Regions from separate parts of the Mus musculus genome. Here region 2 is linked to region 1. A link is a loop called in an ENCODE intact Hi-C map of the cell type or tissue named here. Cell type or tissue: gastrocnemius. All regions are shown on one strand. Each heading gives the region's core, and the rest is flanking DNA. Links, peaks and the distances in the headings are about the cores only.

Region 1 (5,381 bases), core at 117-5,116:
CTTAATTTTACTAAAGAATTTGGGTAATGGCCTTCACTGTCATTCGGTGGGACTAACAAATACAAAGCATGTAATAAAGGAGAGTTTGTAAGAAACTATCAGCAAGAGGGCAAACTGAAAGGTACTAGCCTTCTAATCTCTGTAACAAACCAAGACAAACAGCCCAGGGAGGACTCAGTAATCCAATTCACATAAAATGAAGAAAAAAAAAAATGTGGGCAACACACACAAGAAAAGAAAAAGAAAACGAAGGAAGGGGGAAAGAGGAGCCACAGGAGGCACACGGGGAAGGATGAGTTTACAGAGAAAGCTGGAAACAGGTGGGCTCAAAGGAGGACAGAGTATTTCTATCAGCAGTCTAGGAGACACCACGGCTCTAAAGGCCTGCTTTGGTGAATGGACCTATCAACAGCCTTGAGATAATCATAGATTCCCTGAGGTCTCTCTAGTGTGCACTGACACTGAGCTCAGAACCTCCTCTGCCTCAGAGTAGCCAGCTCCCACCACTAGTGCTGCTGAGGAACCCTGGAGACAGATGCTGCTATGCCTCTCCTTTAGAAAGGCACCACCTTCCTCCCTAACCCTTCCTCTGTACCCCAGAGCTCACCCTATATCCACTCTGCTCCTGTGCTCTTTAAGCCCCAGCCCTACAACTGCTCTGCACACACCAGAGCCCAGGATCTACTCCAGCTGCTCAATGTGTCCTTATCTTAGACACTGGCAGCAGCACAGAACAGTAGTCAGTGCGCTCACGCTCTCTCTCTCTCTCTCTCTCTCTCTCTCTCTCTCTCTCTCTCTCCACACACACACACACACACACGGCTCTGTGGCTTCTCTTTAGGTTCTAAAACATCAAGCCACCAGTGCTACTGCCCCCATCATCGTGAGAACACTCATGAGCTAGAACATAGGTCCCTGGACAGGATGTTTTCCACAACAAAAAGAGATTATTAAGATTAAGTCTTTCAGCACTGCCATCAAAAGCTTTGATGCTTCCCTGGACACTGAGAATCTTCACTGACAATGCCTTCAGATAACAGAGCTGCCGCAGTTCTGGACTTCCCAAGGAGTCGGCCATACCCTTTGACAAGCCCAAGCCCACAACCACACCCCAACACCCATCTACAGTCTTTGCTCAACACAGTCACAAAATCTAAGAAGCAGAGTTAGAAGAAACTTAAAAAACATAACAATAAAGGAACAAAATAATTTTCCAAGATCCAACTCAAAAGAAGAAAGAGAAAGGTAGATATTGCCAGATAAGCAATTAATACTCATCTTCAGGGAGCTTGGTGAGTTTCAAGAGAACAAAACACATAATGTAAGCTTATAAAGAAAGAATACAATAAGCACCTCTCAAAAGCATAAGAAAGTAAAAAATTTACAGGTGAAGACAAATACATAATCACCTTCAGACTACTGCAGACAATAACAGTCAAACACTGGGCCCAGATTCAGTCTTAGTACTACCCCAGTACAGAGCTGAAAGTAACTGTAGCTGTAACTATAGTTGCAATTGTTCTATAAAGACAGTATGCAGCTATAGTTATCATATGAAAAAGAAACAATGGATGTAACTTTAAAAGATACATTAAAGCCATGAACTGTTGGAAAGGACAGAGACAGAGTTTTTGTATACAAATGAAATTAAGTTACTAGTTTACAAAACAGACTACTTTAAGATCTGATTGAAGCAATTCTTCAACTGAGGTCCCCTCTTCCCAAGTGACCCCCAGTTTGTGTCAAGTTAACAAAAACTAAACCAGCAAAATAATAAAGACATAGTACAGTAAGTCCTGACTACTGTACACTTGCTCCTTCTCCACTCTTCCTTCCCAACAGATTATAATCCTTGGCACCTAAAATATTACTTAGAAGGTACCTAAATATTTGATAAATAAGTGAACTGTATATACTAAAATCTAGTGATCATCTGTTACAGTTTGTCTTTATTGAGATCAAAGATAGTTACAGCTAAAACCTGTTCAGAGCTGCACTGACACAAAACATTGGTTCCCTTAGTTAACTATTTAAAACTGTGAGGAATTTTGTTTTACAAAGTATAACAATTTAAATAAAATTTAAAATGTTTTTTTTTATTTTAGATACAACAGTTAAACTTCAAATTATAACATACAAGGCCAATTAAATGATTTCATCATTTAAAACTGACATTTCAATCCAAACTGTAGACATTAGCAACTGTAAGTTTTCCCCAGGGTACCAATGTCTGAGACATTTTAGTCTGAGAATTCTTGGATGCTACAAGGCAGACTGGAGGCAACATGCTTTCCTATATTGTTGTTTTTTTTCCCAACAATGAAGACTAAATTCATACTAGCACAATATTATGGAGAACATGTTGGTTTGTTTTCCAAACACGTTCTTAAAAACCAAACTCCAAGTGATTCTGAAACGACTTGCCAAATTTGTTGCATTAACAGAAGGCTTAAACTCTATGGGCTTTCAAGATAGCTCAGCATGGTCTCTTGTGAGGCTATGCCAGTGCCTGGCAAATACAGAAGTGGATGCTCACAGTCAGCTATTGGATGGAACACAGGGCACCCAATGGAGGAGCTAGAGAAAAGTACCCAAGGAGCTGAAGGGGTCTGCAACCCTATAGGTGGAACAACAGTATGAACTAACCAGTACCCCCTGGAGCTCGTGTCTCTAGCTGCATATGTAACAGAAGATGGCCTAGTCGGCCATCACTGGGAAGAGAGGCCCCTTGGACTTGCAAACTTTATATGCCCCAGGAAAGGGGAACGCCAGGGCCAAGAAGTGGGGGTGAGTGGGTAGGGGAGCAGGGCAGGGGGAGGGGGGTATAGGGGATTTTCTGGATAGCATTTGAAATGTAAATGAAGAAAATATCTAAAAAAAAAAAAAAAAAAAAAAAAGATAGCTCAGCATGTAAAAGTTCCTGCCACAATCCTAATGACCTGCATTCCATCCCCAAACTCACACAGTGGAAGGAGAGCTGTTCTTTGACCTCCACTACTGATTGGTCTGGGGTTCACAATGAGGCCCAAGCTATCGTTGACCTTGGAACACTCCTGCTTCAGCCTCCAAACTGCTAAAATTAAAGAGTAAACCACCACAACTGGCCAAAATTAACACTTTTAAGTAAATTAAGTACATCAGTTTTCAGGACAAAAACAACAACAAAGTCAAAATTTATCTCTTTGTTTTGTTTTTTTGAGACAGTTCTAAGTAACCCAGGGTAGTTTCAAAGTGGTGTCAGAATCCTGAATGTTAACATTACACTGGACCTAACATACAAATTTGATGATTCTTCATGATAATTGTTTTTGAGACAGGGTCTCACTATGCAATCCTAGATGACCTGAACTTGCTCTGTAGACCAGGCTGGTCTCTGTTCACAAAGAATGCATGCTTCTGCTCCCAGCGGTGAGATTAAAGGCAAACTGACATAGGTGCACTACCTGTCCCATCATATAATTTTAAACTACTTATATTTTAACAATGTAAATAGTTACATCAAAATTCCTGTTCATCATGTACCATACAAAAAATGACTAAAAGTTCCTGTAATTCCCTAAGGAGTCCAATGATTCCTCATTATCACAGAAGGCATGCATATGTCCAAGATCTCTTTACTGTATGATTCCACTTACATGTGTTGTGGCTATGGTAACTAAAGTAGATTCAGATATCGTAGGCAGAAGGGTAGGTGCCAGGGGTGTGCTTACAAGTGTATGGGATACAGTTTCAGTCTGGAGATGACTAAAAAACAGTACACATATACTTTATACTACAGAAGATTAAATTTTAGATGGCTAAATTAGTATATTTTATGTGTATTTTAACACAATAAAAACAACTAACACCGTCCATTCATTTTAGAAATGAATCCAAGTTCACATAGCTGATCAGTTTCAAATACAAAATTTCTAATTGTAATACACTAACAATGTGTTCCTAAATTTATTCTAAACAATAAAAATTAAGAGGTAAGGTATATAGGCAAGAAAACTTGTCAACCAGATATGAGGCCCTGGGTTCAATCCTCCATGCCACAATAAACATTTTTAAGAACCAATTATCAAGGCTGGCAGTGGTGGTACAGACCCTTAATCCTAGCACTCAGGAGGAAGAAGCAGGTAGATCTCTGAGTTCAGACTTGTCTACAGAGTGAGTTCCAGGACAGCCAAGGCTACTCCAAGAAACCCAGACTTGAAAACAAACAAAAGAACCAATTACCTTGGAAACCATTTGGCGTGTTCTATCCAGGGGTCATCTCCAGGTTCCCAACATCTCAAGCCACCATCACAACAAAAGCACTTGACATCATCATTGCGATCCACGTAATAGAATCCAGCACTTGCAAGCTGCTCGGGCTGAACAGGAACACTAGGTGGCCAGTACAGAAATGTCCTCAATCGAGCAGAGTGTGTCTGCATACTTAGATTTGATATACTAAACCTCTGTGTTTCTGAAGTATTTTCCAGAAATGGACAGTGGGGAAAATGTCTGCGGTGCTCTGACATAGCATCATCCTTTGGTTCCCAGTTGCTCAGTTTCCCACCACAGGCAAAACAGGCCACCCTGTCTCCAGGCCCTATGTAATAGAAGCCAGCTCTGGCCAGCTCTGCTGGTGACAGAAAACTTAAAGGCCACATACTGTAAGTAAGAAATCTGGCCTCTTCTGTACTCATGGCATAGCTGCAGGGATCCATCCTTGATGAGAAGTCTTCCACTGCTCTAGAATTAAGAGGGCTAGAGCACAGGTTGGAGTGAATGCCACCTCGTTCCAGAGGTGACGAATGTGCAAATCTACTTTTCACAGGAGACATATTCTTAGATGGAGACTGCAGACTGGCTGAAAGCAGAGTCTGTACAAAGCTGCAGCTGGGATAGAACTGTCTGTGCTTTTCAACAGGACTGTCCCCTTGTTTCCAGTTATCCAACATCAGGCCACAGCAGAAGCACTTGACTTTGTCATTCACACCTGTATAATAAAAGCCAGCACGAGCCAGACTCCTCTCTGAGACAGGAACTCCCCTGGGAAAAGCTGAATATGTAGACATTCGGTAGAGTTCACACGAAAAGTCAAACTTCATTTTTTCTTCGCTCTCCTTTGTCCAATTTGACAAGATTGTGCTCTTCTCCATTATACGTTTAAGTTTTTGGTGTAAGGTACCTTGGCCGAGTCTCTGGGAGACAGTTTTGTCCATGAGTAGTAATAGTATTTCTGACCGCTTAAACTTCCAGATGAAGTTTCTCACCACTTGACACTAGATCTCCACCACAGACACCTGACTGGATAGATTCATTGTCTTCTGCTTGGACTGGTGAATTGACACCCTCACAGGACAAATCTGTCTCACTTGCCAAGACACTAGTTAGGACTCTTTGGGGGT
Region 2 (5,381 bases), core at 304-5,303, 49 kb before region 1:
CATGTTGAGGGTGAGGTGAAAACCTAGTGCAATGGAATCTACAAGACTCCTAGAAATGGGGACAGGGCCCTCTCCTCAGAGTCCTACCTTGCAGCTGGAGAGATGGCTCCGCAGTTAAGAGTGCTTGTTCTTACCAAGGCCCCAGGTTAGATTTCAGCACCTGCATAGTGGCTCACAACCATTCATCCAACGCCCCCTTCAAACTTCTGTGGGCACCAAGCACGCACATGGTGCAATTACATACGTGCAAAAAAAAAACATATTGATAACACTCTAATCCCAGCACTTGTGGGGGGAGGGGATAGAAGCAGGTGGATCTCTGTGAGTTTGAGGCCAGCCTGGTCTACAGAGCAAGTTCCAGTACAACCAGAGAAACCCAGTCTCAAAAACAAGACAAAACAAAAAATACAAACCATATATTCATATAAAATATGTCTCTTTCAAATTCTTTGAAGAAAATCTTAGAGGAAATAGTCCTTGAACAGGCCTGACAGGAGGTGTGGCAAGGTAGGAGGGAAGTGACACAAGTCTTTTGAAGATTAGAGCTCAGCTGAGGGGAAGCAAGCCTGAGTGCTCCCCAGGGCCAAGCTGATCTTCCCTGTGTGTTCACAGTGTGAGTGGTAGAGCCCGCACTGCATGGTGCTGCCAGGCGTGGCACAAGTGGTCTTGCATCCAATCCAATGCAGTAACCACAGAGGTTACTTTATGGCAGGAAAAGCTACACAGAAAATGTGCCAGGACAGAGCTCAGTCTATTTTTTATTCTATTTTTTATTAGATATTTTCTTCATTTACATTTTAAATGTTTTCCCAAAAGTCCCCTATACCCTCCCCCCGCCCTGCTCCCCTACCCACCCACTCCCACTTCTTGGCCCTGGCGTTCCCCTGAACTGGGGCATATAAAGTTTGCTAGACCTAGAGGCCTCTCTTCCCAATGATGGTCAACTAGGCCATCTTCTGCTACATATGCAGCTAGAGACACGAGCTCCGGGGGTACTGGTTAGTTCATATTGTTGTTGCTCAGTCTATTTCTAATGCGCCTGGCCCTTGGAGGCTTTCATGTGGCTGACTGATAAGGATGTGGTATGCCCTGCTGTTCTTGACCATGAAAACTGATACAACCAGGACTTCATTTCCTCTTGTAGAGTTTTACAAAGATGGATGTTCTGCCTTCTCGGTGTTTCTCAACACTGATGATGAACATGTCCTTTGCCTTAGAATGCTGTGTTTCTAAGCAGGCTTCCTGGTGTTAGGTAGGATGTCCAGGTGAACCTCATCGACTGGTATGAAGTCTGGAAAGCAGTAGTGTTTCCAAAAATGAAATTTGAATTCTCAGGAAAGGAATCCAGAGTCTTCTGTGTCCTGTTCCACATTGATTTCCATTCTCTAGGATGACAGTAACAGCCCTGCCCAGGGTCACAGAAGGTGAGCTCTGCATGCATGTACAGTGCTTCCTAAGACATCCCTCAGTCACAGACATCTGTAGGGGTCTCTGTTCCCATTGTCTAATAGCTTCAAATAGCTTAAGTTAGCTGTCTGTCTGTTAGTCATCTGTCTTTGTACCAGGATTATGCCTCCTCTGATTGCCCACTCCACCCTCAATTTGCCTCTTATAATCAGTACTCAGCCAGGAAACCACATAATAGAGCTTGCTCACAATGTGTCTAAAGTTAAAATATTTTGTACTTTTCTTTTACAAGAGTAGAGATTCAGTTGTTTTAGGAATACATAAGCCAGGAGGAGAGAAAACTGGGGTCAGGTGGTCTGGGCACTCAGTGGAGACACTGCAGCCCTGGAGGCTCTGTGTGTTTATTATATAGAGCTATTGAATAGAGGGATGGGTCGTTGCATATCACTGGACAGTCTCAGTAACTGTAGTCTCTGTAGGGGAACACTCTTCAGGCTGTAAATATGGGGAAGGGGGGGGGGAGCTCTGGTGGACATTTTCTGCACACACTGTCAACACTTGGGTCCAAGAAAGGCTTTGCCATCCCTCTGACTCTGAGGCTATAAGGTCTTAGACTTGGCTGTGCCATTCAGACAGGGCTCCCCTGCTCCTTGCAGAGTGTGTCTTGTTTAAAATCTTTCTAGGCCTTTGGACAATTGTGGACATTAGTAATGTATGCATTTATTCTCTGAAGTGATGCTTTAGCATCTAAAGTAAAAACTCGAAAGGATCTTGGCCTCCTCCCATTCCTTCCAGTAACTCCTAGATACAGCCAGTGTTCACTGGAGTGAATAACAGAGAGACATGCCATGTTATTGGCTTTGTCTCTAATATAACTGCAAGTTCAGAGCTCTGAGCGTGGTTGTTTAAAAATATCCCATTATGTGGCATCCATATATATCAGGAATTAGTAACTCCAGTAGGGCCAGTTCAATGTTGGCAGTGATTATATAGGTGTGACCAAGTAGGAGTCCCCTCTCGGGTGACTGACATGGCCAGCTTATACGGGAAAGGTAAGTAGTAAGTGTCCCCAACAGCCTGCTTCTGGAGGGAGCTGTGGAAGCTAGCCTCAGAGGCATGGCTTGTACCATATTCTCTTTCTTAGAAGATAATCTCGAGACAAGGGATGTTTATAACAAAACAACAACAAAAATCCCTCACCTTTTGGAAGGAAACATAGCAAAGAATTTGAGGGTATAGTGTGGGGATAGGGATATATCACACACTGTGCATGTGTGGAGTTCAGAGGACAACCTGCAGGACCCTGTTCTCGCCTTGTACCATGTGAGTTTCGAAGATTAAACCCAGGTCATCAAACTTGACAGCAAGCACCTATGCCCACTGAGCCATATTGCTAATTTTAAATGTTTCCTATTTTGTACTATTTCATTATATATAGGTGGTATAAATCCAGATAGTTCCTTAGCCAAACCCCATAGTGCGTATTATATTCTTCTAAGTAGTTCTGCAGTGATCTTACATATGCATCATTAGCAGCTTGAGCTATAATTGACTAGACTCCTAGATGTGGGATTTTGGACTCAGTAGTTGTTAGATTCTAAGGACCATGGGGAATAAGAAAAATACCTGATTATATAACAAACCTATGTAACAGTACAGCTCTTAGGAAAAAAAAAAAAAGGTTTGAATACTTTAAGAAACCAGTTGTGTTTAGTGCAAAGAGCAGATGTCAGAAAACATACTGTCATGGAGTAGTTACCTAAAATTTAAGCCACAGAGAGTAGTATTATATGTCATAGAAACATTATCAAGTGAAGTAGTGTAATGAAGGCCTCAGTTTAGGACAGTGGCTTCTGAGATGGAAGCAGTTGTGAGAATATGCTCGCACTTGGGCGGGTGGAGGGGGTTATTGGCAGCACTGTCTTAGTTAGGGTTGATATTTCTGTGATAAAACACCATGAACAAAGTAACTTGGGGAAGAAAGGGTTTATTTGGTTTCCACTTCCACACTGCAGTCCATCATTGGAAGTCAGGACAGGAACTCAAACAGGACAGGACCTAGAAGCAGGAGCACAGAAGGGTGCTGCTCACTGGCTTGCTCCTCCTGGCTTGCTCAGCCTGCTTTTTTATAGAACCCAGAACTACCAGCAATGGGCTGGGTTCTCCCCCACCAGTCACTAATTAAGAAAATGCCCTACAGGCTTACCAACAGCCTGATCTTTTGGAGGCGTTTTCCCAGTTACGGCTCCCTCCTCACAGATGCCATTTTAGCTTGTGTCAAGCTGACAGAAAACTAACACACAGACTGAGGCGAACACAGGTGTTTCTGTTGCTGGCATTATAGAAACATTATCAAGTAAAGTAGTGTAATGAAGGCCTCAGTTTAGGACAGTGGCTTCTGAGATGGAAGCAGTTGTGAGAATATGCTCGCACTTGGGCGGGTGGAGGGGGTTATTCTTTGTATGCGTCAATATTGGGAGGTGGGAAGGGGCTGTGGCTACAGCCAGCTGGCAGGTTCCACCTCCACCAGAAAAACAACAGCAATCAAAGTTGCGAGACTCTGATTTTAAACCTGTGCTTTTCTACCTCAGGTATTTGTGACTAAGTATGCACACGTATTTGTTCCTGCTGCCTGTGGTGTCTGGAACATTGTCAGTGGGAAGTCAGTGTCTGGGTGAGCACTTCACAGGACAACGTGGCATCCGCTGGGCGTTCGCTGTTGAACAGATAGTGCAGCTGCGGCAGGCGCAGCAGGCTTGGAGGAACCATGAGGGTTAGCTCAGTTCTCTCGCTGTCACTCCTCTGAGGCTGTGACAGGAATCATACAGCGAAAACATGAACACCTGGCATGGCCTCTGGCTCACAGTAGCTGCTGCTGTCTAAAATGCAGTATTCCTGGAGAACAATAAGCATGTGTGTATTTCACTGTTGCAAGGTTTCATTTTCCATTTGTCTTTCTTTTTTTTTGTTTTTGTTTTGTTTTGTTTTTCGAGACAGGGTTTCTCTGTTTAGCCCAATTTGTCTTTCAAAGAAAATGTTGGACATTAAGTATTAAATTTTCTAGTGCTAGAGCCAGGCCAGATGGCTTATGCAGTAGTCTGGGGCTACCCTTTACACCGTGTAGTGACCTGAAACACACTATACCATGTAAAGGGTAGTTTCAGACTGTTGGCAATCCTCCTCCTCGTGAAGGCTGGTTACACGCATAGGCCATTAACCTGGCTGGACATAGAGACCTTTCCCTGTAATCTCAGTATTCAGGAGACTGAAGCAAGACGATTCTGAGTTTAAGGTCAGTCTGAGCTACACAGCAAGTTCCAAGTCAGCCTTAACTATGTAACAAGACACTGACTCCAAAAAACAAAAACAAAAGCTGTGGTACCTTTCCACAGTGAGCTGAAACCATCTGCTGGTTTGGTTCAGTGCAGTTGTTGCCTCCAGGGGCTTCATTGCTGACATTTGAGCAGACACTGTTTTGCTGACCGACTCTTTGTTGTGGGCTTGCTTTAAGCTTGTGGATGACCACATTCTTTTGTGGCAGCTGCAGGGTTGCACATGCCTGTTCTGTGTTTAGGCCTAAATCTTTTGTAACTGAGTGACAGGACCATCTGCATAGCCTATGAAATTGCTAGTACAGCTTTAATAGTGTTATCTCAGGCATAATTAGCCCTGCAAAGACAGACTCTGGTATGAGGAAGGCCACTGTCAATGCAGTTTAGTTCCCTGATAGAGATGAGCTGGTGTTTCTTCTATGCAGATTCAAGGAACATTAACATGTTTGGTGCGCACCTAGCTGAAACATGTATGTTTTAAGTAATTCTGAGCATGTTAGTAATTTTTTAACCTAAAGTCTATTCACAATTTTCCAGCCAGGAGCATGGTAATGGTTAGTCCTGGGCAGTAGTCTAACTCTTCACCCTTTCCAGCCACGGCTTCCAGACGTCATGGTGCTGCTGCTGCTTCGTGTAACATGG

Evidence for each region. Peaks named below come from ENCODE experiments on the same cell type or tissue, not always from the same donor. Only the 100,000 strongest peaks of a DNase experiment are listed, where the experiment ranks them.
Region 2: it touches region 1 in a loop (2.4-fold over the local background); 7 of 42 quality-filtered maps call a loop at or near these places.

Annotation. Positions count from the first base shown.
Region 1 is chr9:7,829,284-7,834,664 of GRCm38, forward strand. Birc2 (baculoviral IAP repeat-containing 2) reads right to left here. Exons shown (of 8, transcript NM_007465.3): 2 at 4,222-5,381. The coding sequence starts at 5,195. Among named protein-coding and RNA genes, the nearest start is that of Birc2, 5.1 kb to the right of the region's middle. In gastrocnemius, for the core only: no CTCF peak of the experiment used is centred there; no DNase peak of the experiment used is centred there; H3K4me3 peaks cover 3,802 bases; H3K27ac peaks cover 1,525 bases.
Region 2 is chr9:7,779,878-7,785,258 of GRCm38, forward strand. All of the region lies in intron 2 of Tmem123 (transmembrane protein 123), which reads left to right. It overlaps Mir5618 (microRNA 5618), which reads left to right and starts at 4,513; the gene lies at 4,513-4,563. In gastrocnemius, for the core only: no CTCF peak of the experiment used is centred there; no DNase peak of the experiment used is centred there; H3K27ac peaks cover 1,639 bases.